Linked DNA regions of Homo sapiens: region 2 is linked to region 1. A link is a loop called in an ENCODE intact Hi-C map of the cell type or tissue named here. Cell type or tissue: mammary epithelial cell. All regions are shown on one strand. Links, peaks and the distances in the headings refer to the core of each region. The heading gives the core; the rest is flanking DNA.

Region 1 (5,786 bases), core at 636-4,635:
GTGGACGCCAATGCCGAGGGGGCGCCGAGAGCGAGCGAGGGCTGCCAGGGCTGCCATCAGACTTTCACCTCTTAAGGGGACCCTAGGATCAAGGATCAGTAGGCTGGAGACCTTGTCGGAACGCTGTGGAGGCAGCAAGCCTTTGACTTTCCTTTGGACCTCTCCAGGTTTCATCGCTTTCGCTGGTGTAGAAAGTAAAAGAGAAAGGACGTATAATCATGGCTACTGGAAAACGGCAGAAGGACTGGGATCACAGGGCTGCCGCCCAAGTACAAGGCAGTGGCCACCCAGCTGGCTTACACAAGGTTTTGCTGGAGAATTGGGGGTCCTCCCAAAGCCTGGAGTTGCAGTTAGAGTTTACCACCTTGGGATGGCACATGGAGGTCCGAAGAACGGATAGACAGCTCAACAGGCAGCCACAGGGCCTGAGGCAGGAGTCTCCCTCAGCGGGGACATTCAGCAACTCACTCAAGACTGACTCTGCTCAGGCTGTCTCGGCTTTCACAGAGGTAGGGTTGGGAGGAGGGTGGCTCAGAGAGGCTGGGGAAGGCCACCAAGTACCACAGCTTCTCATGGCATCACACAGGGACAAGGCTTGGGGGCCCTTTTTAAGCAGCTTGACCCAGGATGCTCCAGTTTCATGCCTGCTGCTTGAGCCTATCTGATAACAGACTTCCCGAATTCATTCTCAGGAGAAGGCCCTAGTTGCCCAATAAATGGCATAATGACTCAGGCCTGGAGGCAGGAATGCTCCTCTGTCTCCCTTTCCCCTTTGCATATTTCGAACCCCTGTCGAAGAGAATGTGGGCAGTCGCATGCCTGTGGCGATGTGTGTTTGTGTCCCATAATGCTTGGGCCCCTACCCCTTTGATTTTGTGAGCTTACTTTATGTGTGTGTATGTGTGTGTTTGTGTGGGTATGTGTAAGCGTGTTTTTGTCTGGGTGTGCATGTATCTCTGTGTGTGTGTTTGTGATTTTATTTCTTCTTCTGGGGGTCTCTTGTAAGTGCCTGCATGTGTGTCTGTGTGTGCCTCCCTGTGTGAGTGAGAGTGGGCAAATGAACACGTGGCAGAGACACCCTGCCTGCACACACTGAAATGTGAGCAAATGAACACGTGGCAGAGACACCCTGCCTGCACACACTGAAATTCAGATTGATGTGTTCACATGGCTTGACTGGAAAAAAAGGAGTTAGGAAACAACTTGCCAAGGCTCCTACTGGCTCAGGATTACACTTACAGCATCCAGAAGGAGAATGGGAAATAACAATGAGCCATGAGGTATTGGGTAAAGGGTGCGTTCACCATGACATTTCACTTAAAAGTAACACGTGGGTAGCCTTTTGGTGGACCAGAGGGACTAAACTCATGACCTTCATCTGTGCTCCTTAAAGAACGAATGTGAAGCTTTCTCCAGGCCTAATTCTGCAGAGGGACATCCCACATCACCAAGGAGCAAAAGAAGAAGCAGTCTGCTAGAACACGTGCCCACCCAGATCCGCAAGTGAAAGGAAAAACAGAAGCAGAATCAGAAGCAGAAGCAAAAGCAAAAAAAGAAAAAGAGGCAAAGGAGAAGGAAGTGCAGGGGGAGGGGGAGGAGGAGTAGAAGGAGGAAAAAGAAGAAAAAGAAAAAGGAGGAGTAGGAAGATAAGAAGGAGTTGGAGGAGGAGGAGCAAGAGGAGAAGGAGGAGAAGGAGAAGAATTAAAGAAGAGGGGTAGGAGGAGGAAGAGGAAGAAGAATCAGAAGGAGAACAGGAAGTGAGAGGTCCATGCCACTGTAGCTGTCCCGAAGGATCTAGTTTAGGAGGGCCTCAACGCGTGGTGACATACAACGAGGGGCACGGAGCCACTTCTGACATCCGGCTTAAAGGACACACAACCAGGAAGCGTCTTGTTGATGGGGTATTTCCTGAGTAAGATCAAAAGCTTTGATCCACAAGTAGGCCTGCAGAAGCTACAGAGAACACAGGTGCTGGCTGAACCTTGCCCTGAAGATGTCATCAGCTGACTGCAAGGGGCTACCAAGCCCCAAGGCTACAAGGCCAAGGCAGGGAAGGACCGCCCAAAAAAGAATAAGATGAAAAACGGGGAGGAATTGGACACCAGGGAAAAGAGATAATCAGCCACCCACTGCAATATGGAGACAGGGCAGAAAGGAGAGGGAAACGCCAATTTCTCCTCGCAGGGGTCAGCTAGAGTCCTACTAATTTCCTTAGGAAAAGTAAGCCTGTTTTCCCTAACGGTGTCCCCGCGCCCAGCTGACCCTGCCTTCCAGTCTGCTCCTGGAGCAGAAGTGGAGAAAAAGTAAAGAGAATGAAGAAGAAAAAAGTGAAGGGAGAAAAACTCCAAAAGTACACAAAGAATCAGTGAGCAATGAGATTGACAGCGAACTGCAATGCAAAGTGCCTCAGATGGACAGCTGGCAGCACTATGAGTGGCCTCTTGTGGCCTCACAGAGGAAGAGCCACCAGCCAGGAGAAAGCATCAGCCCCTCAAGCCCGGGTCTGCACCGCGTGGGCACAGAGGCCTGTTGGGCCAGGAAGCTGCCCTGCTCCCTGTGGCCCCCACCCCTACCCCATCCTACTGTTGCCGGTTCCCCCAAAGTGACCACATAGATGGGAAGCCCTGCTGTAGGTGAGATGGGTGCTCCTAGGCCAGTTTCTTTTTTTTTTTTTTTTTTTTGGTGTTTGTTTTGGTTTTTGGCACCAAAAACAGAAAGAGGGAAAGAAAATGGGGGAAGGGAAAGACAAGACTGCTGTTTGTGGAGCCACATTGCCATCTAGTGGAAGTTGTTTCTGAACACAACAGGATGCACGGACACCTGCCTTCTGCCAGGAACAGAGATCAGCGAGGATGTGCTTAGACTATGTCTAAGCCTGGGTTTCCCCCACCGGGGTTCTGAGCCCTTGAAGGAAGTGTACCTGGCATTGGGACGCTTTGGAGAAGCAACTACTCTAGAGGCCCCAGGACAGAACAGCCAGGCAGCCCCAAGACCAGTCAGCCCAGAGGGCGGAGCTGGCCCGGCAGCCATGTTGAGATGGACATAAACGAAGCCACTGGCCGAGACGGGGGCCGTTTACTCTGGTGTCTTTTGTGGGGAGTTCCGGGGTTCCCTTGGCTGGAGCCACGTGTTGGCAAGGGGGCCCCGATCCTCCCGGGGAACAAAGGAGCTTCGGGATACTGGAGACGTGGCAACCCAGGACCAGCAGTACCTGGAGATGACCAGGGGAACCCATGGTGGGTCGCCCCTACCTGCCCTTTTTTTCGGAGAGAGCTGTGGAACCAGGGAGGCATCCTGGGAATGAGCACAGGCCAAGGGCCAGCTTGGAGTTCCTCTCTTGTCCTGCTTCAGCCTGGGGGCTCCATGCCGCCATCTCTTTTGCGCTCGTGGGGTTTCCCCAGCACTTGTGCCCAGCTGCCTCCGGTTTCTAGATACAGTTTCCGCTTGATGGCAGTATGGCTCCACAAACGCCAACTACAACTGTAACCCTGCCACTTCAACTCCAGGGCCTCCGCCTTTTCCCATGTGAAAAAAGGTAAAGAGGAAAGAGAAACAAAAAAAAAGACAGAGGAGTGAAAGGAATCAGTCACCTGGTCCCAGATTGATCACCAAACTCATGGGACCGTGTGACCAAGGACCAGGACCAGTAGGCTGGAGATCCTGTGGGAATCCTGTTTAGGGAGCCAGCCTTTGCCCTTCCTTTGGCTCTCTGCAGGTTTCATGGCTCTTGCCCGTGCAGAAAGTAAACAACAAAAAACATGATCATTACTGGGACACCACAGGAGGACTAGGATCATAGGGCTACTGCCCCAGGACAAGGTGCTGGTCACCCAGCTGGCTTACACAAGGTTCTGCTGCAGGACTGGGGGTCCTACGAAAGCCTGGAGCTCCAGGTAGAGTTTACCGCCTTGGGCTGACACATGGAGGTCATCAAAATAGGTGGACTGCTCAACTGGAAACCACAGGGCCTGAAGCAGGAGTATCTCTCAGAGAGGACACTCAGCAACTTGCTCAAGTCTGACTCTGCTCAGGCTGTCCTGGGTTTCACACAGATGGGGGTGGGAGGAGGGTGGCTCAGGGGTGCTGGGGAATGCCACCACACACCACAGATTCTTATGGCATCACACAGGGCCAAGGCTCCCAAGGGAACTCTCTCTGTCTCTAACACAAAGTGAGGTTCCTTTTTAAGCAGCTTGACCCAGGATGCTCCAGTTTTACACCAGCTGCTGGATCCTATCTGTTAACAGACTTCCCACATTGATTCTCAGGAGAAGGCGAGAGTTGCCCATCAATCAATGGCATGATGGCCCAGGCCTGGAGTCAGGAATTCTCCCCTGTCTCCTGTTCCCTTTGCACATTTAGAACCTGTGTGGGAGAAATTGTAGGCAGTCTCGTGCCTGTGGTGGTGTGTATGTGTCTGTGTGGGAGAATGCTTGGGCCTGCACCCCTGTGCCCCTGTGAGGTTTCTTGTTTGTGTGTCTATGTGTGTGTTTGTGTGTGTCTGCATGTGTCTCTGTGTGCGGGTGTGTTTGTGATTTCATTTCTGAGGTCCCTAGTGAGTGTGTGTATGTGTATCTGTGTCTATGGTTTGTGGGTGCCTTCCTGTGTGAGAGTGGGTAAACTGGCACATGGCAGAGACAGCCTGCCTGTATACACTGAAATCCGGATAGTTGTGTTCACATGGCTTGACTGGAAGGAGAGGAAATGGGGGAAAACTTGCTGAGGCTCCTACTGGCCAAGATTACATTATTAGATCGTCTTCAAGGAGAACAAGGTAGAAGGATGAATCGTGAGGTACTGGTAGGAAGTGCATTCAGAATGACATTTCACTTAAAAGTAACACATGGGTGGTTTTTTAGAGGACCAGAGGAACTGAACATGTGACCTTCATCTCTGCTCCTTTCAGAACAAAAGTGAAGCTTTCTCCTTGCCTAGCACGCAGAGGGACATCCCCCATTACCAAGGAGCAGAAGAAGCAGTCTCCATAGAACATTTGTCTCGCCAAGATCTGAAAGTGAAAGGAAAAGAGAGAGGAGGAGGAGGAGGAGGGAAGAAAAGAAGAAGAAAAAGGAGGAGGAGGTGGAAAGAAAGAAAGAAAAGAAAAGAAAAGAGAAAGAAAGAGGAAGAGGAGGAAGAGGAAGAAGAACCAGATGGAGAAAAAGAACAAGAAATGGCAGCTTCATGCCACCTCAGCTGTCCTGAAGGATAGAGTTCATGGGTGCCTCAATGCGTGGTGACATACATAACGAGTGACAAAGAGACAACAGTGACATCCCAGTGAAAGGACACACCACCAAGAAGCTTCTTGTTGATGGGATCCCTTGTGAGTCGGATCAAAAGCTTTGATCCACAAATAGGTCTGCAGGGGCTACAGAGGACAAAGATGCAGGCTAAACCATACCCTCTGGATGTCATCTGCAAACCGCAAGGGGCCACGAGCCCCTAGTCTACAAGGCCAATGAAGGGTAGGACCCCAGAAATGGGAGGAGAGAGGAAAAACGGAGAGGAAAAGGACACCAGGGAAAGGAGGTAATCAGCCACCTATGGCACTAGGGAGAGAGGGCAGAAAGGAGAGGGGCACCCCGATTACATCTGGCAGGAGTCAACTGAGGTCTTTCTAATTTCCTGAGGAAAAGAAGGCGTGTTCTCCCTAAATATGTTCGCTTGCCAACCGGACCCTGCCTTCCAGGCGAATCCTGACCTCCCCAAACCAGAAGTGGACGAGAAGTAAAGACAGTGAAGAAGAAAAAAGTGAAGGAAGAAAAACTCCAAAAGTATACTAAGAA
Region 2 (5,786 bases), core at 991-4,990, 810 kb before region 1:
ATAGAAACAATACTGAGAAGACCTGTAGTGAAACTAACTTGGGAGGAATGTTTTTCATCTTTATTAAAACATTTGTATGTCTTTTCATTTCTTTTTCAACTTTCATTTTAGATTCATTGGGCACATGTGCAGGTTTGTTACCTGGGTATATTGCATGTTGCTGAGGTTTGGGGTACAAATGATCCCATCACCCAGGTATTGAGCATAGTACCCAACAGTTTGTTTTTCAACCCTTGCTCCCCTCCCCCGTCCCCCTCTAGTAGTCTCCAGTGTCTCAGTAGACACTTTATGTCCATGAGTACTTGGGAGGAAATTTATTGGTGTAGTCACACTGCCACCTCCCAAGGGGCCACTCCTGAGGTTATTAAAGGTATACAAACCTCTTCCCCATGAAAGTTTCCCCTAAAATGGAGTCCATAAAGTATTTGGTCCCCCACTGAAACACAATAATGTTGCAATACAAGGGAACATAAAAGGGACCTATGCCTTGATACAATTGATATATTTTTTTTTCTTTTTTGAGACAGAGTCTTGATCTGTCACCCAGGCTGGAGTGCAGTGGCGCGATCTCGGCTCACTGAAACCTCTGCTTCCTGGGTTCAAGTGATTCTCCTGCCTCAGCCTCCCAAGTAGCTGGGACTACAGGAGCATGCCACCACACCTGGCTAATTTTTTTTTATATATTTTTAATAGAGACAGGGTTTCACCATATTGGCAAGGCTGGTCTGGAACTCCTGACCTCATCATCTGCCTGCCTCGGCCTCCCAAAGTGCTGGGATTACAGGGGTGAGCCACCGTGCCCGGCCGATGTCTATTTTTAAAAAAATACTTGGTTCACCTGTTTTGTTCACTCATATGCAAGTGCCTCATAATTCAGGATCTAATTTGTTGTGTGGTTAGACTAACAACGTTCTTCTTGGACTGCCAAGAGCACCTACAAAACCTATCCCACACTCATGGGAACACATCAATACTATTTATTATTGGCAATCAACAGGAAACTCAAGCACAACACACAACAGTCACAGCAAGGAGGAACATGCAATTGCCGACTACACCAAACGTGCCTATAGCCTTAGCCACAGCAACATATAAGATGGTAAATCTAACCTAATGCAGGGTTTGCTTCTGCCAACCTGATTTTAGAAAACATAGTGTAATACTTCTTTCCTGGCAACGCTGCATCATATACCTCACTTATTTAGATGAGCCGATTCCCCTAACCATTGACATTCAACAACCTTATCCAGAGGCTTATCTCACATAAATGTATAGACAATGGTGGGCTGAGCCCACGACAAATTTAGTTAACCCAGGTGCTGAATGCAAGGTGGATAACACAAGCTTGTTTGACTATACCATTTTCTGCTCCTATTAACACAACCTGGAACTTCTGGAACTTCACGAAGCCATGTGAACTTCCCTTCAGTGGAACACAGAGAATACAGGCAGCCAGGGAGCCTGGTGGTCCTGTAAAGGAATCAGATGGCTTCCCTATCACAATCTTCTCCTCATCCAACCCTGAAGAATATTTCCTGCACTTGGGATTGGTGCAAAATTCCAGTAGAATTTTATTCAACAGTGGAACCCCCTCCGCCAAGTACTTGCCGCCACCAAACCACATTAGCTGCAACTCCCCAATGTCACAAATGAGCTTTCCAAATAGTTCTTCATGGTACTAACTTCCCTAGGATCACTAATTTTGGAGGCAGTAGGAACAGCATGTGTGTGGAACAGCACACCACAATTAAGAGAAACACAGATAGCCATGTTGAAGGAATTACCCACACAAATTAGATAAACAGCCCAAGGACCAAAACTCTTTGCTGAATCTCACTGTACTTTAGGGGCTATGGTGTGAGATAACTGCATAGCCCTAGGTCAGGTATTTGGCTGCTGGAGGGGTTGGAGGGCACGAGGGCTGTATGCTTGCTAAAATTATCTTCCTGCATGTGTGTAGATAATACCAAGTTTTACAGATAGCTGGGGTCATGTAGGAAAGGGGATATAAATGCCACTCTGTTGACTAAACGGATTGATCAAATCAAAATTGTCTCCTTTTCTAATCTATTCTACTGGCTGCCCAAGTGGGCAGACTGGCTGAGAACTGGCTTTAAAATCCTAATTTGTAGCCTTATAGCATTCTGGGTCTTGGGGACGCTTCATCGCTGGCTCCCAACTCAAACGCCGTGAAATAGCATACAACTTAGATTGTAGAATAACATGGGGCCAAGGCATGGACTGTTATATAAGTGGGTTTAATATCTTTAGATTGTGCCATGTATCTTGTCACCTATATTCAGAGATGGCTAAGACCATTAGCTCAAAGCTCATTGGAACTCAAATCAAATGTTTACACATCCAATTGCTTTAAATATGGCCCTCAATAAGCACATTTTTAGCCATTTAGAACCCACCCACATTGCACCCTCTGTAAAACCAGACACACCATCTGCTAGCTGTAGATAGGACATACTCTGGGGCTGGAAAAAAGCCTCAAGCCTCTGATGCCCATGGGAGCTCTCTGACCCAGAGACTCCACACCAGGCTGCTGAGTAACATCCCATAGACACGTAAGTCTCCTGTCCAATTCTTCTCTTCACTGGAAGTTGCCTTGAACTCTTCCTCTTCTGGGTGGTGGCCTCTTGCTGCTGCCTCTCTCTGGAAGGTCTCCTGCTTTGAGGGAAGTTCCCCTCTCCTAAAACCTTTCAAAGGGCCACCCAAATAAACCACGTTGTGTGCTACTGCCATCTCCTGGTCATGACTTTTTCCTTGCTCAGCCCTGACATCCAGGAAATCACCACACATACTTAATGGCAAAATTTGTCTGAAGCCTTGTTCTTTTTGCTTAGGATTATCTTGGATATACAGGCTCTTTTTTGTTTCCATATGAAATTCAAAGTGATTGTTTCCAATTCTATGAAGAAAGTCAGTGGTAACTTGATGAGGATAGCACTGAATCTATAAATTACTCTGGAGAGCAGTATGGACATTTTCACCATATGGATTCTTCCTATCCATGACCATGGAATGTTTTCCCATTTGATTGTATCCTCTCTTATTTCATTGAGCAGTGGTTTGTAGTTCTCCTCCAAGAGGTCCTTCACATCCCTTGTAAGTTGTATTTCTAGGTATCTTATTCTCTTTGTAGCAATTGTGAGTGGGAGTTCAATCATAACTTGGCTCTCTGTCTATTATTGGTGTATAGGAATGCTTGTGATTTTTGCACACTGATTTTGTATCCTGAGACTTTGCCGAAGTTGCTTATCAGCTTAAGGAAATTTTGGGCTGAGATGATGGGGTTTTCTAAATATACAATCATGTCATCTACAAACAGAGACAATTTGACTTCCTCTCTTCCTATTTGAATACCCTTTATTTCTTTCTCTTGACTGAATGCCCTGGCCAGAACTTCCAATATTATGTTGAATAGGAGTGGTGAGAGAGGGCATCCTTGTCTCGTACCCGTTTTCAAAGGGAATGCTTCCAGCTTTTGCCCATTCAGTATGATATTGGCTGTGGGTTTGTCATAAATAGCTCTTATTATTTTGAGATATGTTCCATCAATACCTAATTTATTTAGAGTTTTTAGCATGAAGGGGAGTTGAATTTTATCCCAGGCCTTTTCTGCATCTATTGAAGTAATCATGTGGTTTTTGTTATTGGTTCTGTTTATGCGATGGATTATGTTTATTGATTTGCATATGTTGAACCAGCCTTGCATCCCAGGGATGAAGCCAACTTGTTCGTGGTGGATAAGCTTTCTGATGTGCTGCTGGATTTGGTCTGCCAGTATTTTACTGAGGATTTTCCCATAGATGTTCATCAGGTATATTGGCCTAAAATTGTATTGTTTTGTTGTGTCTCTGCCAGGTTTTGGTATCTGGATGATGCTGGCCTCATAAAATGAGTTAGAGAGGAGTCCTTTTTCTGTTGTTTAGAATAGTTTCAGAAGGAATGGTACCATCTCCCCTTTGTACCTCTGGTAGAATTTGGCTGTGAATCCATCTGGTCCTGGGCTTTTTTTGGTTGGTAGGCTATTAATTACTGCCTAAATTTCAGAACTTGTTATTGGTCTATTCAGAGATTCAACTTTTTCCTGATTTAGTCTTGGGAGGGTGTATGTGTCCAGGAATTTAGCAATTTCTTTTAGATTTTCTAGTTTATTTGCATAGAGGTGTTTATAGTATTCTCTGATGGTAGTTTGTCTTTCTGCAGGATCAGCAGTGATATCTACTTTATCATTTCTCATTGTGTCTATTTCATTCTTCTTTCTTTTCTTCTTTATTAGTCTGGCTAGCAATCTATCAATTTTGTTAGTCTTTTCAAAAAACCAGCTCCTGGATTCATTGATTTTTTGAAGGGTTTTTCATGTCTGTAGCTCCTTCAGTTCTACTCTGATCTTAGTTATTTCTTGACTACGGTTAGCTTTTGAATTTGTTTGCTCTTCCTTCTCTAAATCTTTTAATTGTGATGTTAAGGTGTTGATTGTAGATATTTCCTGCTTTCTCCTATGGGGTTTTAGTGCTATAAATTTCCCTCTAAACACTGTTTTAGCCGTGTCCCAGAGATTCTGGCACATTGTGTCTTTGTTCTCATTGGTTTCAAAGAACTTATTATTTCTGGCTTAATTTCGTTATTTACCCAGTAGTCATTCAGGAGCAGGTTGTTCAGTTTCCATATAGTTGTGTGATTTTGAATGAGTTTCTTAATCCTGAGTTCTAGCTTGATTGCACTGTGGTCTGAGAGACTGTTATAATTTCTGTACTTTTGCACTTGCTGAGGAATGTCTTACTTCCAATCTGTGGTCAATTTTAGAATAAGTGGTATGTGGTTTTGAGAAGAATGTATATTCTGTTGATTTGTGGTGGAGAGTTCTGTAGATGTCTATTATGTCAGCTTGGTCCAGAGCTGAGTTTAAGTCCTGAATATCCTTGTTATTTTTCTGTCTTGGTGATCTGTCTAATATTGACAGTGGGGTGATACAATCTCCCACTATTACTGTGTGAGAGTCTACAAAGTCTCTTTGCAGGTCTTTAAGAATTTGCTTTATGAATCTGGGTGCTCCTGTATTGGGTGCATATATATTTAGGATAGTTAGCTCTTCTTGTTGCATTGATTCATTTATCATTATGAAATGCTCTTCTTTTTTTTTTCTTTGTTGGTTTAAAGTCTGTTTTATCAGAGAGTAGGATTGCAACCCCTGCTACTTATTTATTTATTTATTTATTTATTTATTTTGCTTTCCAATGCTTGATAAATATTCCTCCATCCCTTTATTTTGAGCCTATGTGTGTCTTTGCACATGAGATGGGTCTCCTGAATACAGCACACTGATGGATGTTGAATCTTTATTCAATTTGCCAGTCTGTGTCTTTTAATTGGGGCATTTAGCCCATTTACATTTAAGGTTAATATTGTTATGTGTGAATTTGATCCTGTCATTATGATGCTAGCTGGTTATTTTTCCCATTAGTTGATACAATTTCTTCATAGTGTTGATGGTCTTTACAATTTGGTATGTTTTTGCAGTGGCTGGTACCAGTTGTTCCTTTCCATGTTTAGTGCTTCCTTCAGGAACTCTAGTAAGGCAGGCCTGCTGGTGACAAAATGGCTCAACATTTGCTTGTATGTAAAGAATTTTATTTCTCCTTCGCTTATGAAGCATAGCTTGCCTGGATATGGAATTCTGGTTTGAAAATTCTTTTCTTTAAGAATGTTGAATATTGGCCTCCACTCTCTTCTGGCTTGTAGGGTTTCTGCCGAGAGATCAGCTGTTAGTCTGA

The links. Hi-C counts contacts between places; a loop is a spot of excess contacts. Peaks named below come from ENCODE experiments on the same cell type or tissue, not always from the same donor. Only the 100,000 strongest peaks of a DNase experiment are listed, where the experiment ranks them.
Region 2: it touches region 1 in a loop (6-fold over the local background); 1 of 110 quality-filtered maps calls a loop at or near these places.

Annotation. Positions count from the first base shown.
Region 1 is chrX:56,761,598-56,767,383 of GRCh38, reverse strand. All of the region lies in intron 2 of NBDY (negative regulator of P-body association), which reads right to left. Among named protein-coding and RNA genes, the nearest start is that of NBDY, 35 kb to the right of the region's middle. RefSeq lists enhancers at 55-284, 2,768-3,127, 3,123-3,624, 3,588-3,707, 3,728-3,777. In mammary epithelial cell, for the core only: CTCF peaks have their summits at 2,783 (motif pointing left) and 3,442 (motif pointing right); DNase peaks (open chromatin) are centred at 2,793 and 3,533; H3K4me3 peaks cover 686 bases; H3K27ac peaks cover 654 bases.
Region 2 is chrX:57,570,913-57,576,698 of GRCh38, reverse strand. No RefSeq gene overlaps it. Among named protein-coding and RNA genes, the nearest start is that of ZXDB, 18 kb to the left of the region's middle. In mammary epithelial cell, for the core only: a CTCF peak has its summit at 2,751 (motif pointing left); no DNase peak of the experiment used is centred there.